2 separate regions of the Homo sapiens genome follow, and region 2 is linked to region 1. A link is a loop called in an ENCODE intact Hi-C map of the cell type or tissue named here. Cell type or tissue: breast epithelium. All regions are shown on one strand. Links, peaks and the distances in the headings refer to the core of each region. The heading gives the core; the rest is flanking DNA.

Region 1 (15,986 bases), core at 6,485-10,484:
ATCCAGTGCCCCATTTTGACAGGGACTTTACCTAACTTTGTGCCACATGGTTGGCATGCAAAATGCTCCTGAGTTTGAGATCTACATTACAATATACGACCATGAGAGAAATGAATGATATAAAAAGGGTGGTCATCTACTTAACACAAGGAGGCCTTCTGTCATGTTCGTATTGCCAAGACGGGAGCACCCTAACCAGCCCTAGAAAGCAGACATTTATTTCTGTTAAGGAGAAAGAACTGATGATTTTATTCACTTCTCACTCTTAGCATTTTCCATGGATTAAGCAGAAGGGACAGTGTTGGGAGCCAGGATATTGCTCGATCTGGGGACAAACTGTATACAGTATAGAAGCACTCACTTTATTCTTGGCATCACATTAGGTACCAAAACATGAAAAATTTACACATTTAGTCTCTACCTTCAAACCATCTTCAAGGACGTTAAAACTAATTTGGTGCCTAGAATGCATAAATAAAGGTAATCAATAATTAAAAGCAATATATGCTGAATGCCGAAAACTGTCATACGCTCCCACGTTATGGGCAATTTTAGGAGGGTGAGATCTGAGGGTGTGAGCTGGATAAAGATGATGTGCGAAAGTTGGGGAACCTAGACTCTTATCAGCTTATTGAAGTAATTAATAATACTAAAAAAGAATTAATTCTGAAAATTCTTATGACATCCCTTAAAAGTTTAAATCAAGGACTTTAAAGATTAAAAGGGTTGCACAATGAGGCCCATTTCCCACACATGGAGAAAACTGGACCCTGGACTCAAAGTAGTTAGAATTAATGCTAAAGGCCTGAGCCTCTAACTGTGTAAGATTCCCTTTTCTTCTGAAATTATATCCATTCTTACTTTTTTTGTGCTATTCTTTCTTTTATTAAATTGTGGTGGGTGATGACAGATGGCAAGATTTGTTTGTGTCTTTCCTTGGCAAAAACCTGAAAGTTGGCAACTATGTGTTTACCCTCCTCCTCCATCCTTAAATTTTACGGATTCATGAAATCTCAAAGTGTAGTAATGACTTCTCTAGATCTAAGCTTCTGTAAAGAGCCAGATAGTAAGTATTTTAGACTTTGCAGGCCATACGGTATCTTTTGCAACTGTTTGACTCTGCCAGCATAGTGTAAAAGCAGCCATAGACAACATATAAACAAATGAGTGTGGCTGCATTCCAATAAAATTTCATTATGAACATTGAAATTTGAATTTTCTAACTTTTTCTGTCTTACAAAATATTATTATTAGTCTCATTTTTTTTCAACTATTTTAAAAAGTAACAACCATTCTTAGCTTTGTGGCTATACAAAAATAGGTGACTGGACAGATTTGGTCCTGGAGCCATAGTTTCCCAATCTCTGCTCTATATGAAAACAGACTGGGCGAGCTGTTAACCCATGAAGTCAGACAGCAGCAAGACTTATCCTGACAATTTCCTTTTATGTAAATATACGTCATCCTTCATTAATTTTCCAAAGCAAAATCAGGAATGTAAAAAGAATGAAATGAGTTAAGTTTTAAAACCCAATTACAAGCTGCACAAATGAGTCATAAACCCCTAATAGGGAAAAATGACAGCTGTCTTCCTATGTGGCCTTGGTCAGGTATGTGTCCCCACACCATCCTTTTGTTAGGTGTGGTGGCTTCCAAGTGGAGGACAGTGACGGTTCATTCTGGGTTGAGGAAGATAAGAGACCATCCAGACTCCTTCAAAAAATGTAATTCAAATTGGAAGAGAAAAGAGAGTCAAGAATGCCAAGAGATTTGCTTGTGCAAAGTGTGCAGGTGGGAAGAAGACTACGCCAGGTAGAGAGAAGAGCAAGGGCGAAGGCACTGAGGTAGGAGTGAGTTTAGTACATTTGAGAAGGCAGCCAGGGTGGCTGGAGCAACATAGGTGAGGTGGAACATGGGAGGAGACGAGGAGGGAACGTAGCCATATCCAGGGCCTCGTTAGTCAATCTAAGAGCTGTATTCCGAGCGACATGGAAAGTTATTGGAGAGTTTTGAATAGAAGGATGGCATGATTTAGCTCCTTTTTAAAGAGGATTATGCTGACTGTTGTGTTGAGGGCAGACCATGGCAGATGGCCAAAGGGTAGAAAGAGAGATAGGTGACTTAAAGTGTTGTTTCGGTAGTTTAAATAAGAGTGATGTTGACTTGGGCTAGAGCAATGGAAATGGGTCTGAAGCAAAGAAGAATGGGGAGCTTTGAGAGATCTAAGAATTAGTCAGATGTGAGGATTGATTTGGTGTGAGGAATGATGGAGAAGGAGAAATCAGGGAGGATGCTAATAACCTCTGGGTGGTAGCAATATAACTGCTGTCTACCAGCATTAGTCTGTTCTCACGCTGCTAATAAAGACATACTCGAGACTGGGTAATTTATAAAGGAAAGAGATTTAACTGACTCACAGTTCCACAGGGTTTGGAAGGCCTCAGGAAACTTACAATCATGGCAGAAGGGGAAGCAAACACATACTTCTTCACACAATGGTAGGAAGGAGAAATGCCAAGCAAAAGGGGCAAAAGCCCCTTATAAAGCCATCAGATCTCGTGAGAACTCACTATCATGAGAACAGGATGGGGGAACTACCCCCATGATTCAGTTATCTCCACCTGGTCCCTCCCACAACAAGTGGGGATTATGGGAACTACAATTCAAGATGAGATTTGGGTGGGGACACAGCCAGACTATATCACTACCTCTCTAGATCCCTCATGAGACAGAAGCCCAAGGAGGCCAAGAATATGTCCACATCACTTACAATTTTATGCCAGTGCCTGGTACAGGGTAGGCACTCAATTGTTTAAGTAAATTAATGAATGAAATATGTTGGGCATATTAAAGGGAGATTATCAAACCAACATGGATTAGTCAGAGAATTCAGAATAATAGTCTTGATATTCTTGTGTTCTTGGACAAGTTGAATGTTAAACCATCTAGATTTCCAAACGGTGGGAGTGGGCGCTGAGGAGTAGTTATATATTACTGTAACTGTATACATGTAAGAGATTTTGCCTCTAGGAAAACCTGCAAAGGGAATAGAGGTTTTCATGATAGCATGCGTCACAATGTGAAAGCTCAGATATGTATGTTTAGCTCACTAAATATTGGCCCCTACAAAGTTTTAAACACTTTGATTTAGTTTCCAGCATTAAAAATAAGCAGAATTCACATAAACATTTAGATGTCTAGCTTTTCTTGAAGAAATCAACGTCTGGTCCTATTGGCTCCTTCTTTCTTTGTCACAAGTATTAGATGGAGCTAAGTTCCATCCACTGTCTTTAGGGGGCTCGGGTCATCCTTCGGTCATTAGATATCCCCTCTATTCCCTATTGTCTTACAAATACCGAGAATGAGGGGAAGTTTATTCTGTCATGTTATACCCAGCCCTGTTCCTCACTTTCATTTTCTGTTTTGGACCCAGAGGGAACTTTTTGTTGTCTGCTGTTTCAGCAACACATGTTGAAGGCCTCCTGGGCCAGGTGCTGGAGATATGATCATCTCTAAATAGATGCAGCATTTGCCATCAGAGACCTTAAGGTATACAAGAGGAGACAGAAAAAAAGAACAAATCAACACATAAATAATTCCAAGCTATGGTAAAAACTACGAAGAAAAACAGTATGCAGCAAAAGAGAAAAAATATGGAGGGAAGATGGAATTAAGTTGCTCAACGGAGGCCTCTGTGAGGAGGCAATGGTTAAGCTATGCGAAAAGCCAGGAAGGAGAGGGTTGGGAGCTGAGGGAACGGCAGGACTGAGGTCCTGCGTGGACAGAGCTCGGGATTGTTGACATGCTCATGAGAGGAGAAAGGCTGTAGACATGCTCACCAAAGGAGAAAGGTTAAACAGGAGCTAAGACCCTCCTTAGCTGTTGCAACTAAGTAGCAAATGGATTTCCTGCTTATTCTGGTCTGAACTCTTCAAATGAAACTCTTTTTAATTATTGGAACCATGTTGCCAAGGTTTATTATCTGTATCTTGTATAAACAACTCTTGTTTCCAGAAGACATTTAGAGTTTGCCCAAAATAAAAGTCACCTGTTGGTCACTCTGCTTATTTATGATAGCATCTAATTACTGAGAACAAGCTTACATGAATGATTTTTTAGTGCACAATTTCTCTTCTATTGAAAAGAATCTTTGACTTTTCTTTCTTCACAGAAGCTGGAGACAGCTTTTCCCTACAATTGAGCTGGGATGAGCCGAGTCCCAAGAGGAGATGCAGGCTAGGTTTCCTAAGACCCTGCCTACTCCCTTTGGGTTGTGTTTCAGTTTATCTTACAGAGTGAACTTTCTTCCCATATCCTTGTGTTATTTAATATGTATTATTGCCATATGCCTGCGTTATTATTTTTAAAATACCTTTATTTTAATTGACTCACTTTTTATGCTAAATTCATTTAGAAAGGAAAATTTTAACACTATCACAAATAGAAAATTAGCATCAATTGTCATAAATAGAAATGCCAATAAAATAAATTCTCTGTTGCTTGCCAAAGGCTCTGAGCCAAATGCTTGCTTTCATTTTATTGGCAAAAGAGATTAGCAGTAGTTTTAAAAGCATATTAGCACCGAACTGAGTCATTATCTTTGATGGTTATTGGAAGGGTAGAAAAGGGAATACATCTCTCTTTGAGATTCAGTATTACTTAATTCAGAGATCAATGAGCCGCCTAAAATCATTCCAATTGCCACTGGTGAAACACTTGAGAAATACAGGAATTTTCAAACGAAACAATCTCTGTTCAGCTTAATTTACCAAGGAAGGGAACTGGGTCTTCCAGTGTTGAGTAGCTCCCGCTAGACTCAGCACAGGGCCAGGTATAGGACAGACACTCAACAATTGCCTTGATGTGTATGGCGAAGACTGCACCACTGCCTCTAGCAGACAGCCACAAAAGTGTTTATTTTTATTACAAATATTAGGGTGTCATGAGATGACTGAACTGCTGGAAAATAAAATCATAGGGCTGGGACGGTTGCCAGTCAATACCAGCACCTCTTTTGTGTTAATAAAAACATAAAAGTAGCAGTGTAGCATTTTAAAGGGGAATTGACTTTGGACCTAGGTTCAAATATAGGCTTAGGAATTCATTAATTTCAGACCTTGGACTGGTTATTTGATATCTCTGGCTTCAGTTTTCTTGTCTGTAGTATGGGTCTGATGACACCTTTCAAAGGAATGTTATCAGGATTAATAAGGTAACATAGATTGTACGGCTACCACGTAGTAGGGTTCATTAATTTGGAGCTAGTTTTAAGAACAACACATAGATAGGCTACAATAGCTCTAAGACCTCGTCTTATATGACAGTTGGAAAAAAAAAGATATATTTGGAGAATTAGGCAAAACAAAAAATTTTTATCTACGGATATAAGTTAGAAAGAAATCTTGAGGAAATTATGCAGGTCTTGAAGGTCAAAAATTCTGCGCAGTAGAACCAACCAAGGCCAGCTTGTATTGTTGTTGTTTTGGTCTGGATGCATGTAGATCATTTTCTAGATTTTTCTCTTTTTTTTTCTTCCAATCTGGCTAGAGCTTTAATATGGAGTAACAAATATGCTACTTTGTCTATCTTTGTCTTAAGGATGTTTGGTATATTGAAGAATTACTTTTAAGATTTAAGATTTTTACTTGATGCCAAAGCATTTATTCTGATTAGATCAATATATCAACATTTTTTATTGAGTCTAGTTACCTGAAAAAGTCAACGAATCATATTCCATGCATGCTTTGGAAACAATTATCACATGCAGACTGAGCTAAACATTGCCACTGAGAGGAGCACAGCAGTCACAGTCAATAGGTCAATAGGAAAACCACACTGGATCTCTTCTATCAGTGCTCGATGGTAATGCCTGACACACTTCCTGTAGCTACATTGACACATTATTGTGATATACTGAAGACTGCATGTTTCTTTTTTATATTAGTCCACTCTTGATTTCGTAAAGAAATTTTATTGCCTTAAGATTCAGTTTACAATACTTACAGTCTTCTCTAGAAGCATTATATTACATTTCACTACACATAGGTAAAATAAAGCTAATCTGGAAAATAATTTTGTAGACCAACTGTAAATCTTATTGCTTATACACTTTCCTTAAATAACATTAGTAACTCTGCCTAAGTTAATGCCAAAAGAGTTCAAAACTCAATGCATTATACACACAGTGGTGAAAATTAACAGAAAAACAAGTATCCAATTGGCATTTTCGAGTAGCTGTTTCTGCTGTGTTTTGAGACTCAGAAACATGACTCAAGGATTTACTTTTCATCACACCTTGCAGGTCCATTTTAGTGTATGCCTTCTTCCTTAACTGAAATAAACAGATTTTTTTTTTCTTTTTAACTGTAGGGATCATATTTGTTCATTAGCTGAAGTCATTCCTTGGTTACTCGGAATTTCTGTGACAGGATTTTTTCTTTTCTTTCTTCTGTTTTTTTTTTTTTTTTTTTTGAGACGGAGTCTCGCTCTGTCGCCCAGGCCGGACTGCGGACTGCAGTGGCGCAATCTCGGCTCACTGCAAGCTCCGCTTCCCGGGTTCACGCCATTCTCCTGCCTCAGCCTCCCGAGTAGCTGGGACTACAGGCGCCCGCCACCGCGCCCGGCTAATTTTTTGTATTTTTAGTAGAGACGGGGTTTCACCTTGTTAGCCAGGATGGTCTCGATCTCCTGACCTCATGATCCACCCGCCTCGGCCTCCCAAAGTGCTGGGATTACAGGCGTGAGCCACCGCGCCCGGCCTCTTTTTTTTTTTTTTTTTTTTTTTTTTATTATACTTTAAGTTCTGGACACCTGTGCAGAATGTGCAGGTTTGTAACCTAGGTATACATGTGCCATGGTGCTTTGCTGCACCCATCAACACGTCATCTACATTAGGTATTTATCCTAATGCTATCTCTCCACTGGCCTCCTACCCCGCAACAGGCCCCAGCGTGTGATGTTCCCCTCCTTGTGTCCATGTATTCTCATTGTTCAGCTCCCACTTATGAGTGAGAACATGCGGTGTTTGGTTTTCTATTCCTGGGTTAGTTTGCTGAGAATGATGGTTTCCAGCTTCATCCATGTCCGTGAAAAAGGACATGGACTCATCCTCTTTTATGGCTGCATAGTATTCCATGGTGTATATGTGCCACATTTTCTTTATCCAGTCTATCATTGATGGGCATTTGGGTTGGTTCCAAGTCTCTGCTATTGTGAACAGTGCTTCAGTAAACATCCATGTACATATGTCTTTATAGTAGAATGATTTATAATCTTTTGGGTATATACTCAGTAATGGGATTGCTGGGTCAAATGGTATTTCTGGTTCTAGATCCTTGAGGAATCACCACACTGTCTTCCACAATGGTTGAACTAATTTACATTCCCACCAACAGTGTGAAAGTGTTCCTATTTCTCCACATCCTCTCCAGCATCTGTTGTTTCCTGACTTTTTAATGATCGCCATTCTAACTGGCGTGAGATAGTATCTCATTGCGGTTTTGATTTGCATTTCTCTAATGACCAGTGATGATGAGTCTTTTTTCATGTTTGTTGGCCGCATAAATGTCTTCTTTTGAGAAGTGTCTGTTTACATCCTTTGCCCACTTTTTGATGGGGTTGTTGTTTTTTTCTTGTAAATCTGTTTAAGTTCTTTATAGATTCTGGATATTAGCCCTTTGTCAAATGGATAGACTGAAAAAATTTTCTCCCATTCTGTAGGTTGCCTGTTCACTCTGATGATAGTTTCTTTTGCTGTGCAGAAGCTCTTTAGTTGAATTAGATCCCATTTGTCAATTTTGGCTTTTGTTGCCATTGCTTTTGATGTTTTAGTCATGAAGTCTTTGCCCATGCCTATGTCCTGAATGGTATTGCCTAGGATTTCTTCTAGGGTTTTTATGGTTTTAGGTCTTATGTTTAAGTCTTTAATCCATCTTGAGTTAATTTTTGTATAAGTTGTAAGGAAGGGGTCCAGTTTCAGTTTTCCACATATGGCTAGCCAATTTTCCCAACACCATTTATTAAATAGGGAATCCTTTCCTCATTGCTTGTTTTTGTCAGGTTTGTGTGACAGGATTTTTTCTGAAAGGCACTAGTTTTCTAATTTCTTTTATGTATTACTTTACTTATTTATTTATTCATTCAACAGACATTTATTAAGAACTGCATAGTGCTAAGCCCTGGGTTAGATTCTTGGAAGTAGTATGGAGGTGGTAGATAGTACACAAAGATGTGTAAGACTAGGTGTCTGCCCTCCAGGAGTGTACAGTCTAAGATTACGTAGAATTCGTATAAGCAATTAAACAGATATCACAGGAGCAAATGGTAGGTGCAATTAAGTGCTGCAAGGAAAGATTGGAGGAATCTAGGAGGGCATAGGTCAGATCTTGGTGGATGGGCAGAATGTCACTTTATGAAGATTCTGTAGAAGCAGGACATCCCAGGAGGAGGGAATTTTCTTTATATGAACTCTTATTCAGTTTAGTCTGATTCAATCATCATTTATTGAGTGACTGCTAAGATTAGCTACCTGGGACTCAGAAATAAAAATGAGCTTCCAGATTGAAAGATACCCTAAATGTCTGGCACAGAGGATGAAAATAGACCTGTGCTGAGGCTCATCATTGTGAAATTTCAGAATGTTAGGGGTGCATTTTTTAATTTTTCAAAAGCCTTCAGAAAGAAAATACAGAAGATAGTCATGAACTTCTCAACAAAAAATTTGTCAGCATTAAGGCATTGGAGCAATGTTTGCAATTATTCAGGGAAAATTATATTTCTGATGTGGAATTGTATATCTAGCCTATCCCTTAATTAAATATGAGGATTATTTACTTATTTATATGGGTTTAGGGGGACACGTGCAGTTGTGTTACATAGATATATTGCCTGGTAGTGAAGTCTGGGCTTTTAGAATATCCATCACTCGAATAATGTACATTGTACCCAATAGGTAGTATTTCAACCCTCACCTCCTTTTCACCCTCCCACCTTTTGGAGTCTCCAGTGTCTGTTATTTCATTCTGTATGTCTGTGTGTACCCATTGTTTAGCTCCCACTTGTGAGAACATGAGGTTTTGAACTTTCTGCTTCTGAGTCATTTCACTAAGAACAATGATGTCCAGTTCTATCCATGTTGCTGCAAAAGACATAATTTTATTTTATTTTTTGGCTGAGTAGTGTTCCATGATGTATATATCTATCTCCAGATACAGATATATAGATAGATAGATATCACATTTTTAAAATCCAGTCGTCATCTCTTGATGGGCACTTAGGTGGAATCCATGACTTTGCTGTTGTAAATAGCTCTGTGATGAACATACAAGTGCATTTGATAAAAATGATTTCTTTTCCTTTGGGGAGACACCCAGTAGTGGATTGCTGGATCAAAGGGTAATTCTATTTTTAGTTCTTTGAGAAATCAAATATGGGGGTACATTTCAGGCATTTTCAGACATACACTGTTTCTCAGGAATCTACTTTAAAAAGTGCTCCATAAAAACAAGGGAAAATACCAAGATGGCAGGAGATATAGGGTCCAGAATATTGAATCCATCTTAAGAGAGTGGTAAGAGAATCCTTGATGATGGTGAAGGGTTCTCACACCAAGGTGCAACAGACATAAAGAGAGTCCTGTCCAAACAGTCCAGGAGGCCAGCAGGCTGTGGAAAATGTTCCCAGGAAGATGGCATTGATGGATTACATAACGCATTTGAACATAGTGAGAGAAGATTGGACAAATGGCTGAGAATTTAGGGTTGAATTGGTGAGAAATACATAGAAAACTAAGCAAAAATACACATGGCAAAGTATTTAAGAAGAAAAAAGCAATCATAGTCAATTATATACCTCAGGAGTGAATAGGCTTTACATAGCCTAATCATGTAAACCAGCGGTTCCCAATATTTTTGGCACCAGGGACTGATTTCATGGAAGACAATTTTTCCATGGATGGTGTGCAGGGTTGGGGGATGGTTTCAGAATGAAATTTTTCCATCTCAGATCATCAGACATTAGATTCTCATAAGAGCATGAAACCCAGATTCCTCGCATGTGCAGTAGGAGGCGGAGCTCAGGTGGGCATGGTTGCTTACTGGCACCTCACCTTACTGGCAGCTCACCTGGTTCCTAACAGGTCACGGACCTTTACTGTTCCATGGCCTTAGGGTTGGGAACCCCTGATGTGAACACTGAGTATGTGTCTATACAGAATTGTGATACAACTATGAAGGGGCAGAAGTTACTGTGGATGGCAAGACTGCATTGGTGGTTAAGCAGAGAGGGGCTTTTAGACTACATAATGCCTAAAACTAAAACAATCAAGAAAAAGGAAAATGATATTATTTAGAGATATGGAGGCAAAATGCTGAAAGCTATGAAAGTGGGATGATTGTCTTGGAGAAGCTGGATATGGGGCAGGCTGGGGAGGGCAGAGAATTGTTGTTTTTCATAATAAGCCTAGCAGAAGTAATTGATCTAACTAGGTGTATAAACTAAATAAATAAAGCACTAAGTATTTTTAAAGATACTATTTTTCTTCACAATTTATCCAGGGAGTTTAGGTCTGGGGAATGGTTGCATTTTTTAAATGGCATATGATCCAGTTAGGCAGCAAATAGAAATGCCTTTGAAGAGCTCTGCTTGACTACATTTTTTGATCAGTGATATGATGTTTATGGTCCAGTATACTAGCCCAGACTCCTCCCTTATGTGAATATGGTAAACCTGGGCATACTCTAGATATTTAGAGTGTCTGTATTGATCTTCCTGAAAGTGACTAAACCCACCAAGAGCTTCAAGAGTTTGCACACTAACAGAAATACATTCAAACATTCAATTTGTTCTGTTCTGAAAAGGCAGAAAGCAGCAGAAACATTATAGTTCAAAGAATTCATGTAAAGCTATAACAGTCAATAGGGGGCACGGAAACTGTTTCCATTGCAGCTAGCACAGTGCCTAGTACTTGATAAAAGCGCGATATACATTTGTTGAGTGAATGAATGAATGAATGAATGAATGAAATATAGCAAGTTGCTTTTTGGATAGCTGACAGGATGGTCTTCAAATGCCAGAGCAAAACATTTGGTCACTTGCTTTCACTTATCCTTTAAATCTAGCATCACAAACACTTAGCCTCAAAACCTCAAGGGACATAATTAGAAATATTTTATGCATAGATTTCCTGTTCCATTTGGAGTCAAACCTAAGGCTTTAAGATTTATAGCCCCCAGACATGTTAATACGCTTTCTGGAATTCACCTAGGATAGCAATGAGCAGTAGCTTTCAAAATGCCTTTCTTTGTAAGGGCATTTCAGTTGCATAAAAATATTCCAGACAGATGCCCTGAGCTGATTCTTGTCCCTCATCTCTGCACAGCCAGAATGGCCCTGGTTTTATCTTTTTTTTTTTTTTAACATATGAGAGTTCCATCCAGAATGATGTCTCCAGCACTCAAAATGTTTGAAAATCACTGATGTAGGACAGAGCTGTTCTAGCAGGGCAGGTTTTTACTTCTTGTTTTATGTTTTCCATAAAGATCAGAGCGGACATGGGGTTTCAACACACAGTGGACAGCATTAGAGCCAATTTAATTAGAATGTCACTGACAGGGCACCTCAGCTGATATCACATATATTAAAAATATATGTGATATATTTTACACACACACAACTCCCACATGCTTGAGTAGGCATCCAAGGGGTAACATATACTTTACTTTCCTATAAATAAATGTAATTTTTATTGTAACTCATATTTCCTTCTAAAATCAGAAGCTTTGACCAAGTGTTCCCAAGTAAACCCAGTCAAATTATTCCTCAGTCATTTTCATTTTAAACTCAGGCAATTTTAAGGTTCTGCCCTTGTCTATTTTCTGCCCGTGAGTAACATTTAAATTCCACAGAGGGCTCATGCAGGCACGTGTGTGGATGTGTGTGAGTGTGTGGATGGGTGTGTATGTGGATGAGTGTGTGTGCACACTTGTGTGTGCTGGGTATATGTAGTCGGTGGCTATTCTGTGCCTTCTGCTGGCATCAGCTGCTATTTAACTTCCTAGTCTCTGGAAATTGGTCCTTATGCCCATGACTTCTGCCACTGCCTGAGGTCCTAACATGGGTTTAAGCTTCCTCAAGTCCACTGGTGCTCTCTCAGCCACATCCAAGGCCCCTAGGGCCTGCATGCTTTCAGCTGTCACTGTATCACTTGCAAGTCTGAGAGAAACTCAAAGCTGTGTCTCATGGCTTCTTACGCCTGGGCTCATTTTGCTTAATTCCTCCTTTGCCACCATGCTGTGCAGCACCTATCCAAGAGTGCTGCCACACTGAATTCTCCGATGGGAGCCAGGCATTCATGCCCTCTCCAGGTCCGTAATTTAACCAACATGCACCAGAATGATCATTTGGATTAATTGGGCATCTCTTCTAATTGGCCAGTGCTTGTGATTTTCTGTTTGTTGAGTACTTAGGATCCTACCTTTCCTCCCAAATCCCCCAAACGACAGGAAGCTCAGTAACCCTCTTTCTTCTCTAGATGTTGGTCTGATGAGGACAGAAACTGAGGTGGCATGCTCATATTCCACAGATGCTTTTTCTTCAAGGTAACTCTTTTTTTCTAGCCCAGGCAACATTTATCCAGTCTCTAGGATACGGCAGCCTGACTCTTCATCTATTCTCTTTCCATTCCATTGCTTATGGCACAAACCTTATGCCTGACTTCCTTTGGGCTGGGCTTCTTGCTGCTCAAAAGAAACTGGATCTTGAATATCAATGACCTTGACTTTATAGATTTCCATCTCCACAGTGAGATTTAAATTTTATTTTTAGAGATGCAAAAGCTGAGCACCGACTGCTTATTTTCCTTTTGTGTTCTTGGTTTAAAACCCTGCATCCTCTCTGAAGCAATTCCTGCTGCTGACTGAGTAGGAAAGGAGCTTGGGGAACCCTGGTTAATATCTCAAAATTTCATCCTGCCACAAACATATGAGTGATGGGGCTGTCCAGTCCCTCCTTTCTGCAAACACAGAAAAAAGCCCCAAAATTACAGAGACACAATTGGCCATGATATCCCTTAAAGCCATGTTAATGGTAGAGCGGTTTGCAATGTAATACATGGTTATGAAAAAATAGTTCTTGTACCACAATAAAGTCAAGTTATATTAACAATAAGAATATAGGATTCTTATGTAGACCAAATGAGGGGTTGTCTCAGAAAGGTAATCTACGGAGTTCTGTGATTTTTTTTTTTTTTTTGTACACTAAAAATTATTTTGGAGCTGTGCATGGTGGCTGATGCCTGTAATCGCAGCACTTTAAAGAGAGTCACTATATCATTTGGAAGTCTGAGCTTGAGCTGAGGAGTTTGAGAACAGCCTGGGTAACATAGGGAGACTCCGTCTCTACAAAAAATAAACAAAATTAGCCAGGAGTGGTGGCACATGCCTATGATCCCAGCTACTCAGCAGGCTGAAGTGTGAGGATTGCTTGAGTCCTGGAGGTCGAGGCTGCAGTGAGCCCAGATCTGCCACTGCACTCCAGCCTGGGTGCCAGAGTAAGACCCTGCCTCAAAAGAAAAAGATTATTTTGCAGTTCTAAGTAGAACACTTCACCTCCATTACCCCCGGGTTTACCCAGATTCACACGTACCATGGGATGGACATTGGGCTTCTTTTTGTTCAGAACCCAGCATCAAAAACAGCAGAAAAAAGAATGCCAGTGATCTGCAGAAAATGCACAAGACTGAGGAAATTTACAGGACAAGACCTGACTGGGAACTTAAGAATTCCAGAGTGAGCCGTGGCATGCTCCCAAAATAGAAGAGTGGAACACTGGGAGAAGAGAAAAGATTTTTTAAAATCTATGAAGAAACTGTATGAAGAGGAAAAGAGAGGTAAAGTTAGAAAAACAGGAACCATTTCAGATGACTGCCCATGGAGGTCTAGAATACATTCAAAAGGGAACCATTATGTGTCTGGGCAATGAGTCCAGTTCTTTTCTGCAGAGCAAGAAGATAAAGTTGCTACATAAAGCCTTTCTTTTTCTTTCTTTCATAGCTCACTACTGCCTTGAACTCCTGGCCTTAATGCCATCCTCCCACCTCAGCCTGCGTAGTAGCTGGGACCACAGGTACACACCACCATGGTGTGTGTACCTCAGAAGCAATCTTCCCCAGCTTCTCTCATCACTTTTTATTGCCAGAAAACCATCCCTTTGTCACCCAGCAAAGAGACTGAAGGTGTTTTCCCCAGAGACACCAGGCACAGTTAAGTGTGGAGGCTTCACACTGAAACACGGAACTAAGTGAGGCACAGTGAGTGCAGTCCTCAGGGTTCTTGTCCTTTTCCTCTGGTGGCTGGCCCTTTTTGCTGAAGATTGCAGGTCAGGGAGTCTTCTCTCTGGAATCCAACTAACCCAAGAGGAAAGACTTAAAGACTCTGGCATTGAGGTTTTCTCAACTCTTCTATCTGGCCAGGCCATCCTGCAGCAAAACTCACAGTTGCCAGTTCCCATTTAAATGATTACGGATTTTCTTTTCTCGCTCTCAACTGTGATCTAGCAACATGGATAACTGGAAATTGGAGGAATGTCTTTACCATGAGAAAAGGGACTGAACCATAGGGGAAAAAACACCATAGTGGTCACCTTATTTTTGCAGGAAAAAAAGCAAAAAATAAAAAAATAAATAAAACAAAACAAGCAAACAAATAAAACCCCCTAGCATTAATATTCTCAGACATGAGAAGATATTATAACCATGAGAGAAGAACAGGAAGAAATTAAAAGGAACATTTATAAAATAAAACTGATATTTTAGAAATTAACAATATGATGGAGAAAATAATTCTAGTTGAGAAAAAATTTTCAGAAATTTTGGCATAAAGAAAAAAGTAAATAAGATAAAGAATAATTTTTATCTGTTATAGACAATGATTTGGTGGTAATATTTGAAGGAAAGAGGATATTTAAAATTACAGAAACCAGCAGATTGTACAGCTTGAGATAAAATGAGAGAATAATTCAATTTATACAGTTCTTTAAACATCAAAACATAGAAAACAGTAAAACTTTAAGTGTCAGAACATCAAGGCAGGTAGCAAGTTCTCAAACACTAAATTAAATGAGTCTTACTTCCATCACCAATACAGTGAAAAATCTGTTACATGAGGCTTATTAGCAAGTCATGATCTCAATGCCCCTATTTTTGATGAGAAGTGAAGGCATAACCTAGACTCACAGACTAGTGCAAAGAATGCCCCTTTATGTGAGTCAGTCCAGTTAGTCTTTACAAGCTCCATAAGGGGCAAGGTGGGGTGGACTCTCAATCCCTGTGGCTGCTTCTGTGACACCTCTGATTCAACCAAAAGAAATTGTTGACCAAACTTAATTTGCTTTTTCCTTCATTTCTTATATTGCTGTGATTCATTTGGAATGCCCTTGAGGTTCTATGTGTTATTAGATGCTGGAAAAATTTTGACAAGATCAAGTATACCCTAGCAACATGAAATAGAGAATTGAGATAGTTAAGAAGAAATGCTAGATTAATATTTCACTTTCCCTAAAATATGCATGTAGTTGAGACTAAAGTATTCTTAAAATTCTCTGCTTCGTTTTACTTCTAGGGTTAATCTCTGTCCGTGACTTGCAGAAGGATATAGAGCGTAGGCAATTGTTAAATAAATTTGATTCATGTATATCAATGATGCCCAATAGAATCACCTGGTGTGACCCATGCCACACCAATTAAATCACAATCTGTGGGCTTAGGGCCAGGGCATCAGTGTTGTTTTCAAGATACTAAGTGCAGCAATAATCGATAACCACTGATAAAGTTACTTCAATGCCTATTTATACTTTTTAAATTCGGTGATTACAAAACATATACTTTCTTTGAAGCTATACAGATATAGTATCCAAATTGGTGATCACAATTGATTAGTTTAAGTAGCTTCAAAATTGGCATGTGGCTTTCTTGACTAGGTTCCCAGAATCTA
Region 2 (15,986 bases), core at 5,320-9,319, 66 kb after region 1:
ATGTTTTTAAAATATGAGTGGTTATTGAAAATATGATGTTTCACATAAAACCTCATTCTCGGACCCATCTTTGCTCATGGCAACAGTTAGCTGGAGCTGAGTAGCAGCTGCCTGATTAGATGACTCTCAGTCCCCATGGCACCCTGCTCCATGTTACCTAGAGCAGGCACTTGATTCCTTGCTGGGCAGTATCCAATAGGCATTTGATTTTGCCCACTCCTACACTAAGCGAATGTGTACAAAGTGTAAATGCATTAGGAAAAACAAACTACCCGCATCTTCTGTTAGGCAGGATCTGTACAATAATAATTATGAGTTTGCTTATGTAATCTCACCTCACCTGGATGATCACTAATACTAATTCATTTATTACTAACCTTCTGGCTTCCTTCTCTCAATATGCTTACAAAGTCTCCAGTCACCTACAATGCTGGCTTTCTCCCACTGAGTTTGCTGTTTGCAATTTTTCCATGAAGTTTGAACTTCATAAGGTAATTCATGGCATTGAACTGGTTCATGAAAAGAACACTAGAGTCTGTCATTTGCTTTGGCTTGAAGTATGGTTGGTAACACAAATTTTCACCTGCTCTTCTACCATTTGAATTTGTGTAGAGGGTGTTTGCAGAGCAATGCCCGTAATGCTTAGAGAATGTTCTCCTAAAAGACTTGCGGAATCACTCTGTCCTTGGAAGTTTCATATATTGTTTGATATGAAGTGTTAGATAGAATTTCCAATATTGGAGCATATCAAAAAGTATTAAAACTAAAAAGGACCAGAGAATTCTTAGATTGGCCCGGAAAGGCCAATAAAGAGTTAGAATGAAAACTCATTACTTTTCCATTCCCAATCTAGTGCTAGATGTATAAATCTTTCTTTTGATTCTTCCTAACAAAATATTTTCTGGGTTAAAACCCCAGCCAACTCATTGGGTTGTAGCCAAAGGTTCACTCTCAAGAAGCTTTAATATTTAAATAAAATCATATTGAATGTTTCCAACCTGGAGTATAATATTCAGATATAAAACAGTTTTGTCAGTCTTTCTTAGTGCCTGTGTGGATTTTTGTGAAAATGTCAAAGAGAAAACTTATATACTATTTCCCTTGAAATTTTAAACTATATTTTCTTTACAGGTATTTATAATATACCAATGCTTTTATCAAACAGAATTTTAAAGAGCATAATAAATTATATTAAAGAACCAAAAGTTTTCCTGAGAATAAGAAAGTTTCACCCAATAAAATATTTTTGAAAGGCATGTTCCTCTGTCAATGAAAAAAAGTACATGTATGTGTTGTGATATTAAAAGTGACATTTGTCTAATAGCCTAATACAACATGTAGCTGAGTTTAACATGTGTGGTCTTGGTATTCTTAAGGGAACTTCCACATTATACATTTGATGTATTGACCAGAATATGTAAAATATGCTTATAAATCAGAAAAATAAATTGTTTCTCACTAAGTCAAAAGAAAAAAAGCTCATGTTTCCACCACAAACAAGATCTCCCTCTTTTATTGTGTTTCCCAAATGGACTATACAAAAGAAAAGCTGACAGTTTACATTAAGGAGTTAATTCCTTTTTAGGAAATTGGGCTTTCTTGGAGTCAATTTAAGAATCTACCTGAACAAGGTATGTTTTATTTTCCTCTCTAGCCCATCCTTCACTTTCTTGACAACATGCAAAGCTGTATGACTGAGCCTTAACTGAAATGTTGAGAAATGAACAAACTATCTAAACTAAACTAAACAGACTTACTACATGTAAGAGAAATGATTCCCAACATTTCACCAAATAGGACTTAGTTTACAGGCTAGAGTAAAGCAGCTAAGTGTGAAATCCTTCCCAGAGGTTCTCTCATTAGAACCCTCAAAGTTCCAACTTTTTTTTTTTCTTTTGCTAGAGTCTCACTCTTTTGCCCGGACTACAGTGCAATGGCATGATCATGGCTCACTGCAGCCTCCACATCCCAGGCTCAAACGATCTTCCCACCTCAGCCTCCCTTGTAGCTGGGACTACAGGTGTGCACCGCCACACCCAGCTAATTTTTGTGTTTTTTGTAGGGACAGGTTTCGTCATGTTGCCCAGGCTGGTCTCAAACTTTTGGGCTCAGGTGATCCACCTGCCCCAGCCTCCCAAAGTGCTGGGATTACAGGCATCAGCTACTGTGCCAGGCCCCAATTCCCAACTTTGATTTCTGAACTTCAGGCCCACTTCTCTCTCTTGCTTCAAACTTCCATTCCTGGAATTTCGACCCACCATCTCAGAATCTGACCTTTCTCCCCTTGGGAACTGGTTTTTCCCCAGAATCCATTCATTTCTCCTAAGTCATAATCATTCAGTAAAACTAGAATGATCTTTCAGAAATTCCAGAAGGACTTCTTTCCATCAGGATTAGTTGAAGATATATCTCTATTTTCATTTCATTGATTAATCGATTAATTGATTGATTGTACATATTTAAGGTGTACAATGTGATATTGTGATATATAAATACATAGTGAAAAGATGATTACAGTCAAGCAAATTAACATATCCATTCTCTCAGTTACCTTTTTTCTTTTGTGGTAAAAGCACCTAAATGCTAAGAAAACTCTTTAAGCAAATTTCCAGTATGTAATACATTTTTATTAACTATAGTCCTCATGCTGTACATCACATCTCTAGACTTTTATCCTACATAACTACAACATTATACTATTTGACCTATATCTCCCCATTTCCCCCCACCTCTCCCACCCCACTGCAAAAACCATTCTACTCTACATTTCCATCTATTTGACTTTTTAAAAATTCCACATATAAGTGACATTATGCAGCATTTTTCTTTCTGTGTCTGGCTTATTTCTCTTAGCATAATATACTCTAGGTTCATTCATTTATTGCAAGTGGCAAGAGCTCCTTTTAAAGGCTGAATTTCATATGTGTGTGTGTATATATATGTATATATATATACAGAAATAGTTTGTGTGTGTTTGTGTTGTACATAAAACAATTTCCATAGATGGTCTCTACTTTCTTTTGAATGTCCATCTGGTAACTATTGGATTAACCATGTACATGCTGTGAGTACAAACACAAATACATGCACGTGTACAAAGGATACAGATTAATTCTTAAATACAAGTTTAAACTCATGAGGAGGAAGAGAAATGCCTTCCAACTGCCTTGTAATTTGCAAAGCTATAACATTCATATAAATGATTGTTTGAATTATCCACTCTGTTCCCTCTGCCCCTGTGGACAGAGTATACTTTCTTGGACCACTGATGTTGACCATGCAATCTACTTTGGCCAATGGAATATTAATGAATGTGATGCAAGCAGAGGCCTCAAATGTGCTTGCACAGTTTGGCTTGGCCCTTGCTTTTCAGTGACCCAGCGCTGTGAGGAGAGTGTGCCCCAGGAGCTACTGCCCCTTAAGCCTGGTTTCCAGAACAGATGTATATGAACCAGATGTAAATCAAAACCACATTCTGGAACCAAGCCCAGCCAACTCATAGCACGAAGCAGAGCCATCCTGAGAGAGAACAGTCTAACTAAGCCTGTATGTTGTTGCTATATGTACATATTTTATAAGCATTACTCTATCATTAATGTACCAGTAAAAGGAGGTGACTGAAGTCATTATGCGCCCATCATTCTCATGGCATGTGCCAGGGAGGCAGAGACCACTTTCCTGGTTTCTATACCGGTTCTCTCTACCATGTGTGCCACTTTCAGTCAATTTGGCTGGAATGCCATAAAGCACTTTCTCTCTCCTCCACATCCATATGCACCCCATCTCTATACACCCCCATATTGAGAGTATCTTCATTAAATATGTATCTGAACAGGGACCCCCAATCTTGAAAGGAATTCTTGTTCTTAGAAGAGGATAGAGGAAAACATCCTCGAATTTCTTCCTGCAGGGTTGTCATGATTGATCCCTTCATTTCCTGTATCCCTGTCCCTAGTGGCCCCAGTGACAGGTGATTTATAAACCTCGATGATGTCTCAGTGAGAGGAGAGTACCCTTTGGCCTTAGTTCTGTCTTACATATTTTACAACACTTCTTGCATCATCACTTCTCCTATTCCAGGCACCACCAGGGCTCAGCTCAAAACTCATTCTTGGGGAGGGTCCAGTGCTCCCCACATATCATGCATAATTTCCAGTTCATAGTCACATTCATAGAAAAGAGTATCATTTGAGTGTTCCATGGTAGGGTGCCTAATGCCAGTCTGTTTTGGATAAGAAAATGCTTACTGAATAGTATAAATTTTGAGCCCAAAATGTTAAGAGAGATTTGTAATAATAAAGAAATTTATGGGCTGTTTCAAATTCTCTTGCCAGAGAGAATTAGAAGGAAGAAAGCCCACTTATGAGGTCCTATCCATCCCATCAGGTGTCTCAGAGGTGGATCAAACCCATCTTGTTTATCTGAGCATCTAGGCCCTTGGCTCTGGTCATTCTTTACTAGCACTTAATAAGCTTTTGGGACATGAATGAATGGCCGTGAACCTGCTGTTGTTATTTTTACTTACAGAAACCAAAAAGCCACAAGCCTTAGCTTTTCTCAATCAGTTGCTGTAAATGATACTATTCTAATCATTAAAGGGCCAAAAATGTCTGAAAATATATTAACAACTTAAAGGCTAGAGGTGTGCACTCTTGAGTCAGCCACAAATGAATCTGAATCCAGGCTCTACCACCTTCTAACTATGTGCCATTGAGCGGGTTACCTCACCTTTCTGGGCCTTATTTACTCATATACAACAATGAAGTCTACCTCTTATGCATTTGCTGTTAGGATTAAATAAGATAATGCAGAGAAGTAATTTAGTTGTTTTTGTTTTGTTTTGTTTTGTTTTTGTTTTTGTTTTTGAGATGGAGTTTTGCTCTGTTGCCCAGGCTGGAGTGCAGTGGTATGATCTCGGCTCACTGCAACCTCTGTTTCCTGGGTTCAACTGATTCTCCTGTCTCAGTCTCCTGAGTAGCTGGGATTACAGGTGCCCACCTCCATGCCCAGCTAATTTTTGTATTTTCAGTTGAGACAGGGTTTTGCCATGTTGGCCAGGCTGGTCTCAAACTCCTGGCCTCAAGTGATCTGCTCGCCTCGGCCTCACAAAGTGCTGGAATTATAGGCGTGAGCCACCATGCCTGGCAAAGTATGGTTTCTGTAGAAAGTAAATATTCAGCAAATGTTAGTTTTCATTATTTGTGAGATTGTTGTTTTTATTGTGGTGTCATGAAAACAAAACGGACTTTAGAACCAAACAGATTTGAATTTGTAGCTCTTATCTGCAAATCCAATAAAGGAGAAAATGTAAGAGTCGATGAAGAAGATGAAAATACTGTTAAATATCTCTGGCTAAGATTATGTGGCCTCGTGAATTGTCATTCCAATGTGAACCTTCCTTTCCTAATGCCACATTGGAAATGGGTTAATCATCACCAGTGTAGACTGAACTGCAACGAGGAATCCTTGAAGTGACAGTTGAGGCTCAAAAGGCAGTTCCCCAGGACTAAGGAAAGCCAGAGGCAACAAGTGAGGGAAAAGAAGATATTGAATAAAGAAAATCATTGTTTAATTTTGTCTCACATCCAATTGGTAAGGATTTCTCCTAGCATCCAGAAAGAAATTGGAGTAACAATTTTCAAACAAAAAAAAATTTCTAAAGCATTGAGATGCCAATAATAACAATACAAAACAGATTCTTTCTTAACTATATTCACAGCACAGTGCATTGTTTAATTAAATTCTCACAAGAATCGTAAAAACGAATCTGAGATAAATAATATTATTGTCCTTATTTTGAGGATGGGAAAGTGAGACACTGAGGGGTAACATGTTTTGTTTACTTGCTTAAGGTCATGCAGATAGCAAGGAGTAGAGCTGAGATTTTAACCTGGCAGTAATTCCAGCATCCAAGCTATGCCTTATATTAGCAAGACAAAAAAGGTGACATGACACTTTAGAAGATATTTATAGCACGGAATAAATATTTATTCTTAAAAACAATTTTAACCTCATGAGAAGGAAGATAAATGTTTTCCTAACTGCCTTGTAATTTGCAAGGCAATAGCATTAATATACATGACAGTTTGAATCATCCACTCTGCTCCTTCTGCTCCATGAACAGAGTATGCCTTCCTGAACCATAGGAATCTACTGCAGATTCTTTTCTGTTATTTGAAATAATAGGAAAGCTTTTGTTAACTGAACATTTTCTTTGCATTAAGCATACACTTTCTATATTTTCACAATGATAATTCATGAATAAGACATGTTATTTCTAATGCTTGCATTATCCTACAAGTGAAGTATTTTTACATATATGGAAACTGAGATTCAGAAAGGTTAAATCATTTGCCAAAGGTTGTACAGTTAAGCCGCAATTTTAAAACTGGTTTATCCAACCCTATCTTTTTGCTCCTTCACTCTGTTTCACTTTTTAGCTTTACTTCCAAATTTTGCAAACTGATGCCTTAATAAGCAATCTCATGCTTCCAGGAACACCTAGAGAGTTTATACCGCTTCTTCAAATTTTGGAAACCCCAACAAATTTAAGGGTGAGAGAAGTTGTCCTTGTCAATCATCACTCCTTGACCTATTTTGAAAGGAACCAACGTTCTTAGGAGGCAACAGACCAATCCAATAACTCAAGCAACATTTGGATGAAGAATCAATCCCATGAACTCATGTGTGGCTCATCCCCAGGGATGCTAAGATATGTTAATAACCAGCACATTGACTCTAGGAGTATTCTAGTATGTTGGGCCATTCTATTTGTCTCCCCATTTCTTGGCCTTCCTGGCTTGATGTTAATGTGTCTTCTTTTTAAAAAGTTTCTCCAAGTCTATTCTTTGGGATATTTATCAGTGGTGTGGGGTGTGTATGTTTAAAAAGGATGCCCAAGTCTTGCACAGTTGTGGACAAAACCTGAGTTTTTTGCATTTTTTCACTGTAGGACTTCTCAATAGCCTTTTATATATACTAGCGTGTACTAAGACTCTTTAGGGGTGCATTTTTCAGCATTTGTCCAGACAGAATCCCTTTCTCCTGGAGCATATTCAGGGACCAGTGTTCTCTCGGCTCACTTGGAAAGACACTATCTCCTAGCCAACTACATCCTGTCAATAATTTCCCAGCCTGAGTCTGGGTTCCATCAGAAGCAAGGCTAACAATCCCCATGCTCCTGATTATTTCTGAGAGCTTACAGCTCATGCCTTCTCCTTGCCCCAGTGGAAAATGCTGCAGTGCCAGTCAGCTGACGGAAAAGAGGTGCCAACTGTGGTCAGTGAGGAAGATGAGTCATAGCCCAGCAGCAGGGATACAAGGGCAGGGAAGACAGCTCAGAGGTGGGAAGAAGAGAGGGAACTCACCCAGTCACGTATGTCCATAAGAGATAGAGTGGTCATTGTTCCAATTTGTCAAGGACAGCTTTCGTTTATCCCTGTTGTCCCAGCATAATTATATCAAAAGTATCTTATTGAACAATAATTATATCTTGTCACTAGAGTACAGATGTGGATTGTCTTCTCAGCTTGCTGATGAGAATTGTGCTTCCTAAAATGTTTTGTTCCCACCACAATCACTGAGTCTCAGAACTGGAAGGAATTATCTAATTTTCTACCCAATTTCCTACGCATGAAAGGAATGCTGGGGAGGATTCTGAGAAAAGTGTGGCTTCTTAATAAAAAGAGGTGCAGAGAAGAGATACCTCCTCTTCTCTGTACATACCTCATTGTGCCTGTATAAAATGCCTAGGACCTGGACAGTCATCCTGGGACCTTCCCATATCCAGTATCCATTTCTGAAAGAGCTCTCCAGTTCCATGAGCTTCAGACCCCATAAAACTCAGGTCGGCCTCCTACTCATCTCCCTGATCTAAGTCACAAGTCTATGAACTCAACATCTTGAGTATCTCTCAAGCCTGCCCACTTACTCTTCTCCAGTGCTACCATCCTGGTCCACACTGCCATCTTCTTTCACATTGCTATTGCAACAGAGTGCCCCTGGTCTCCATTCATACTGTGATGTTTCTAAATTGCATATCTTGTCACATCACTCTCTTCTTGAAAACTCACTGAAGAGTACTTAGGATAAAACCAAAATGCACACCTGAAATCCCAGCACTTTGGAAGGCCAAGGCAGGCAGATCACGAGGTCAGGAGATCAAGACCATCCTGGCCAACATGGTGAAACCTCATCTCTACTAAAAATACAAAAAAATTAGCTGGGCGTGGTGGCCTGCGCCTGTAGTCCCAGCTACTCGGGAGGCTGAGGCAGAGAATTGCTTGAACCTGGGAGGTGAAGGTTGCAGGGAGCCGAAATTGTGCCATTGCACTCCAGCCTGGCGACAGAGAGAGACTCCACCTCAAAAACAAAACAAAACAAAATCAAAATGCTTAGCATGGGTCTGAAGCCCTGGGCAATTTGTCCCTAACCTGTTTCCATAGCTCCATGTCATCTCCCTGCCCCACTCAGTCTCAGGGTATAGCACATTAGCACACTAGCACACTAGCCTTCCTCCGGTATGCTAATGTTCCAAGTTCTTGAACATGGTATTCTGCTAGAAATGCTTTCCTCCATTTCTTTTCTAGTTACTTCTTTCCTATTCACCCTTCAGAGCTTAGTTTATAAATTCTTTCCTCAGGGAAGCCTTTCTGATCATCATAATAGCAGCCTAAGTCAGAACCTCTCGTATATGTGTCTACATAGTGTTTATCACAAGGCAACCACACACATAACCAGTTGTTTATAGCTGTCTCCCCGAACGGAATGTAAGCTCCTCTAATGTCTCTCAGGTTAACTGCAGTATCCCAAAGATTAGCACCGTGTCTTGTACACAAGGTGAACATCAATGAGTACTTATGGACAGTGTTGTTGAGCATTTAGTTTATCTGCAGGTCCATGATGTGCTTTGGAAATTAGAAATTGGGAAGCCAGATTAACCCTTCTCAAGCAGCATGAATTGGCAGTGTTAGCATTTTCTTCCTCCATCCCTAGGGAGGGATTTTGTGACTAGCTACCTGGGTGTCACTGGATGGATTACTCTTCCTTTCTAAGTCTCAGTTTCTTCATCTGTAAAATGGGAATAATAATTTCATTTACCTCATAGGGTTGATTATTTGCTTATTTGGATGAAACACCCACTCTCTGTCAGACACTGTGATAGAGGCCAGAAATAGCATAATGTATTAAATACTATGTGGACATGCCCTCTGCTCTCATGGGCACTGTTTTTATTCATCGTTGTATCCCTCATCCTAGCACAATGCCTGGTATGCAATAGCCATTAAATATGTATTTGTTTAATTAATTAATATAGTTCTTTGTGCAAATCAGATGAAAGTGCCAATGAATAAAAGCAGAGAAGAATAATAGCTGATGCCCAGGGAGGATCCACTGGGGGTGGTAGTCAAGATGCTGAGCCCAGTACATGGATGGTTTCACTTATTCTTCATTCAGTGTTGTAGATACACTTATTATTATCCCCCACTTTACAGAGAGGGAAATACAGTAGTAGCACAAACAGCAGAATTCACCTGATCAAGGTCGCATAGCTAATAAGTGGTGAAGATGCATGATAAACTGTGTGAGCACTAAACTGACAGAACCCTTAGGTGGTATCAAACACTAGCTGAGAACAGAATCCTATGGAAAGAGGAAATGAGGAGAGAAATCCAAAGCTTAGAAAAAGTGAAGTAGCGACATTAGAATAGCAGCAGTGAAATATCTTTCTGTATTTTCATTCGGCTGCTTAGTTATCTAAGAAGACCTCATACACCTTTTTCACTCTTCTGTTTTTATGTTCAATGTCAGCTAATAGTACACTTAACTATGTCAGGCTGTATAGATTTATTTAACGCCACATTATATGCCATCAGTTGAAGCACTGGATCATAAGAATGCCATATAACTCTATGTATCTTGATAAGAAAATGCACTTAAAACCGAATTGTAGTCTGCCGATTATTGCTTATACTGATTTCAAAGTAGCCTGATGAAATAACACAATAAAAGGTAGACAAAGAAACAAGCCATATGTCAGATGTATTAACCACAAGGAAGCCAGACAGAGACTAGTATCTGAGATCAAAAGAGCATGTGTGTGACAAGGCAAAGCAAACAGCTCCCCTAGGAGACCAAGAGCTGCACTCACCAGCGCACCTCAGTAACCACGTCCAACAGTCAGGCACACATGAGCGAAATACTCAAGAGGCTTTTGAAAGCTGTGTTTTTCTTTTTGACATCTCTTAATTAATTATTTGTGTGACTGTTATTGACCATAATACCCAATTTTACATTCAGATCAGGAGGTCATCCTAATCTATTGCTGAATACATTACCTTGCTTGGGAGAGCCTCATGATATTCACATGCAAAATTATCCAAGAATAATTTATTAGGATAACAGTTCTTAAAGTTTTTGGAATCATACACCACTCACACTCAACATTATTGAGGACCCCAAAGGGTTTTTGTTTGTGGATTATATCTATTGAAACTTTCTGTATTTAAAAATGGAAAAAATTAAATATCTACTTATTAATTATAAAATTACAGTAATAAACCCACTGTATATTAACATAATTAACATATTTTTATGAAAAATAATTATATTTCCAAAACATAATGTTAATGAGAAGAATTGCATTGTTTTATATTTTTGCAAATCTCTTCAGTGTCTGGCTTAATAGAAGAATGCTGGATTCTGATATGTACTTCAGCATTCAACCTGCTGCAATATGAAATTTTGGTTGAAGTATATGAAGAAAAGGCAGCTTCACAAAGATATGGCTGAAAAAGGAAGGAACATAGTTGTGGATATTCTCCTGTGATACTACACCAAGATTCAACAAGATGTTTTTTAAAAGATACAATGTAGACTCTGAAACTATACCAATAAACTTTTTCGGCTCTCCTAAATTAAAATCTATTGGTCTATCTTGAACTTTGAATAGAGTTTTTACCCACGCGTAATTTTGTAACCCCCAAGCATTGCTATTTGGACAACATTGATTCACTGAGTTATGCAAATGTTCCAAATATTGACACATTTCATCATACAATAATTTTTTAAAATGCATTAGTTAATATTCCTAATTTCATAATAAAACCTCTAAATATTAAGAAACCATCAACCTCATGGTAGTAGATACAAGTTTTCTGAAACTTTAATTTCACTTGAAAGCTCAAACTTCATCACTGGCAACAAAGACTATCAGTTGTTTTCCTTGAAGTGACAGGCTCATTTTATTCATTTTCAAGAATTTTTTTTCTGCCAAATACTCAGGTCAGAATAACCACAGTTTTTCCATAAGTCTTTTTCTTTTTCAAGTAAAAATGATGTTCGATGAAAAAGCAACCAGTTCAGTTTGCAACTCAAACAATTACACAAATATTTTTCTTCAGGAAAAGCCTGATAATTTGGCATGCAGTAAAGTGCTTTATATAAACTTCACATTTCATCACCCAACTTAAAAGGCATATATTCAAGGGTCTATATTTAATTTTTACTGCTTCACCAAGAGTATTTTTAATTGCATCTGGAATTTTTTAAAAAATTATGAGTATGTAAGGGTGAAGCATAAAATGACTTCTAGTACAGTTTGGTGTAACTAAGGCACCACCAATAGCTTTTGTACCATCAATCTAAATATCAACAAAGTGAAAAAGCCAAATCATGTGAGGATTATTACGAAATCATGCCGGCTTTGCAGACACCCTGAAAAGATATCAGGACTTCCAGGGTTGTGCGCATGATAATTTAAGAATTGCCGTGTTAGCGAATTTTCAATATTAAGGGATATTGTTCCTTTTAGGCAAGCTCATGTGATACAGGTTAAAACCAAGGAGGGCTACATTGAACCAGAAATGGTCCTGTTCAGACACCATTCAGGACAGGCTGCTGTATACCCCCTCTATCCAATCCTGGCACTGGCACTCAGGTAATAACTGCCACCATGGATAGGGCTAACCCAGATTCGAATGCTTTTCCTTAATGTGGCTACACCTCTGATCTTTAACAAAATGGCCAAAAGGGCTGATTGAGGAGAAATGAACTTATGCTATAGAATCAAACATATAAATTCTATGTATGCTATAGAATCAAAAATATTGTGTGCAGGAGAGAGAAAATAATATTTTAAAATAACTTCGATGCAAATATAAACACAGCAAACTCTACCTCACTGTGGCTCTTCTGTTAACTCCCAGTCCTTTCACACTAGGAACTCACATCTAGAATGGTTCTGTGGTAGTAGATCCTCTGGCCCTAAAAGACAGGTAATTGTAAAAGGTTTTTACATTCATATCTGTAATTTATCAGAATTTATAATTACAATTTTTATACTTCATAAACTCCATTTTTGTTGCCCTAGCTATTTCTCCTATGCTACAGTGTAAGTTAATACAAATGTAGAAACCTGGGAAACGTTTTCCCAATGTGAATGGATTCACTAAATACTTGTTTCAAGTCCCTCATTCTCATTTATAAAACAAGAAATAGAAATAGCAAATGAATCTAGATGAGGGCCAAAATTAACCCTCATTAGTATTTTTAATGCAATACCTGCTTTGCTCTTACATACATACATATATTTGTAACATTTTTCTCACTTTTTAAGCCAATATTCAAAATCAATGAACGTGGTGAAACAGACTTATTCTACTAATGAGAACATTCACTGGTATCAAAAGCTCATAAAGATTCCTAATTTTTGATCCTATAATCCCATTCTGAGAAAATATCCTAAGGAAATAGAAATTTTGGCAAAAATGAGAGAGTATAACTAATTGCAGAATGCACGAATCAATTATGGCACATCTGTGAAGTGGAATGTTATTAGGTCACTAAAAATGAATTCGAAAGTTTTATAATACAAGAAATTATTTGTAATAACTATTTTTAAAAGTAGAATATATATTTACTTACATATATACATACACTGTAATCTCCATTAGGTAAAAATACATATACACCAACATAAAATTTTTAAATAATACATGTTAGTTTTTTAAAATTCTAAACTAGAAAATAATTTGAATGATAATAAAATGAATTGGTTAAAGTGTGGGGAAAGGACACTCATAAATAAGAGTATAAGTTGGTATTCTTTTTCTTTACGGCAATTTGCAGTATGTGCCAAAAGTTTTAAAAATATGAATTTTATTCATCCAGAAGTTCTAATTCTAGGACTTTTAAAGGATATCTTTAGAGCTATTTTCAGAAATTGTCTATTCACACAATGGGATAATAAACTGGCACTAAAAAATGATGGGGTTTATTTCTTGAGTTTGTTTCTTTAGTTTTTTGCTTATAAAACTGGCACACATTTTTCAGGTTTATCAAGGTATAATTGACAAATCAAAACTATATATTTAAGTGTACAACTTGATGTTTTGATATACATATACACTGTAAAATAATCATCCCAATCAAGCTAATTAACATATCTATCACCCCACATAGTTACCATTCTTATTTTCTTTTTTCTCTTTTTTGGTGCAGTGAGAACATTTAAGACCTATCTGCTTAAAAAATGTAAAGTATACAATATGGTATTTGTTAACTGTAGTCACCACACTGTACGTTAGAGCTCCAGAATTTATTCATTTTGTATAACTGAAACTTTATATCTTTTGACTGACATCTCCCAATTTCTCCTTCCCACTTTCCCCCTTCCTATTCCCTGGCAAACACCATTCCACTATCTGCTTCTATAAGTTTGACTGTCTTAGATTCCACATATAAATGAAGTCATGCAGTATTTGTGTTTGTGTGTCTAGTTTATTTCATACAGTATAATGTCCCCCAGGTTCGTCCATATGGTCACAGATGGCAGGATAGCCTTCTTGTAAGGCTAAAGAACATTCCATTGTATATATACATACCACATTTTTCTTTATTCATTCATTGGTTGATGAATATTTAGGTTGTTTACATATCTTGATTATTATCAATAATGCAGCAATAAATTAAAAATGATGTTTTTAAAAGTATATTCATTGATTTGGAAATGTATTCAAGGTAAACTGCTGAGTGGGGGAAAAAAGCATCCTAACATACAGTGTGAATAGTATTATCCTATTTTGTAAATAAATGGGTAAATAGTTGCACATATATACAGTCATGTATCACTTAACAATGGGAATACAGTCTAAGAAATATGTCATTAGGCAATTTCATCATTGTGTGAACATTATGAAGTATATTGACATAAGCCTGGAAGGTTTAGCCTATTACACATCTAGGCTACCCGCTATAGCCTGTTGCTCCTAGGCTACAAAGTTGTAGAATATGTTACTATACTGAACACTGTCGGGAATTGTAACACAATGGTAAATATTTTTATATCTAGACATATCTAAATATAGAAAAGGCATGGTTAAAATGCAGTATAAAAGAGAAAAAAAATGATTCGCCTGTATATCTAACCATGAAAAGAGCTTTCAGGACTGTAAGTTGCTGTGGGTGAATCAGCAAGTGGTGATTGAATGTGAGGGCCTAAGACATTACTGTACACTACTGTAGACTTTATAAACACTGTATACTTAGCCTACACTAAATTCATAAATAGATATTTTTATTTGTTCTATAATAAATTAAACTTAGCTTCTTGTAGACTTTTACTTTATAAATTTAATTTTTTAAAAAATTAAAAATTAAAATTTTAATTTAAAAAAATGAAAGTTTGACTGTTTTATTTGGCTCTTTTGTAATAAGTTGGCTTAAAACATACATTGTACAGCTGTACAAAAATATATTCTTCCTTTATGTCCTTATTCTATAAAATTTTTATCTATTTTATTTATTTTGTTTTACTTTTTAATTTTCTTCTTAAAAAATAGTACACAAACACACACAGCCTAGGCCTACACAGAATCAGGATTATCAATATCACTGTCTTCCACTTCCACATCTTATCCCACTGGAAGGGCTTTATGGGGAATGACACTCATGGAACTGTCATCTCCTATGATAACAATGCCTTCTTCTGGAATACCTCCTGAAGGACCTACCTGAGGCTGTTTTACAGTTAACTCTTTTTATATATATGTAGAAGTACACTCTAAAATAATGATTAAAAATATAGTATGGGGCTGGGTATGGTGGCAAACTTCTGCAGTCCCAGCACTTTGGGAGGCCAGGCAGGCAGATCACTTGAGGTCAAGAGTTCAAGACCGGCCTGGCCCACATGGTGAAACTCTGTCTCTAGTTAACATACAAAAATTAACCAGGCATAGTGGTGCATGCCTGTAATCTCAGCTATTCAGGAGGCTGAGGCTGGAGAATCACTTGAACCCAACAGGCAGAGGTTGTAGTAAGCTGAGATTGCACCACTGCACTCCAGCCTGGGCGACAGAGCGAGACTCTGTCTCAAAAAAATAAAAAAAAAAAAATAGAAATAATTTTTTTAAAGTACAGTATGGTAAACATATAAACTAGTAACATAGTTGTTTATTATCATTAGCTAACATTATGTACTGTACATAATTATATGTGCTATACTTTTATACCACTGGACGCACAGTAGTTTTCTTTACATTAGCATCACCACAAACACATGAGCAATGCATTATGCTATATTAGGATGGCTACAACATTGTTATACAATAGGAATTTTTCCACTCCATTTTAATTTTATGGGACCACTATTGTATATGTGGTCCATTACTGGCTGAAATGTTGTTATGCATTATATGACTGTATAAATGTATATAGAAAAAATATGAATTCACCCTGAGAGGTCTGAGAAAAGAAAAGAAAAGAAAAAAAAATGAGTAAAGATACCATGATATTAGCATGTGATATTAGAGGGTGATGGTCTTGTGGGTGAATGTATCAGTCAGGATTCTCCAGGAAACAGAATTAATAGGAGATATATATATATATTTATATTTATATATATTTATATTTATATATTTATATATATATATAGAGAGAGAGAGATTTATTTTAAGCAATTAGTTTATAGGATTGTGGGGGCTGGCAAG

Evidence for each region. Hi-C counts contacts between places; a loop is a spot of excess contacts. Peaks named below come from ENCODE experiments on the same cell type or tissue, not always from the same donor. Only the 100,000 strongest peaks of a DNase experiment are listed, where the experiment ranks them.
Region 2: a loop joins it to region 1, with 22 times the contacts of the local background. A loop is called at or near these places in 1 of 110 quality-filtered maps.

Annotation. Positions count from the first base shown.
Region 1 is chr5:96,443,442-96,459,427 of GRCh38, reverse strand. All of the region lies in intron 4 of LOC101929710 (a long non-coding RNA gene), which reads right to left. It also overlaps a transcript of CAST not described here and the pseudogene LOC102724070. Among named protein-coding and RNA genes, the nearest start is that of PCSK1, 18 kb to the right of the region's middle. In breast epithelium, for the core only: no CTCF peak of the experiment used is centred there; no DNase peak of the experiment used is centred there.
Region 2 is chr5:96,375,844-96,391,829 of GRCh38, reverse strand. It overlaps LOC101929710 (a long non-coding RNA gene), which reads right to left. Exons shown (of 5, transcript NR_130776.1): 4 at 12,178-12,264. PCSK1 (proprotein convertase subtilisin/kexin type 1) reads left to right here. Exons shown (of 14, transcript NM_000439.5): 14 at 1-1,497. It also overlaps a transcript of CAST not described here. Among named protein-coding and RNA genes, the nearest start is that of PCSK1, 49 kb to the left of the region's middle. In breast epithelium, for the core only: no CTCF peak of the experiment used is centred there; a DNase peak (open chromatin) is centred at 7,289.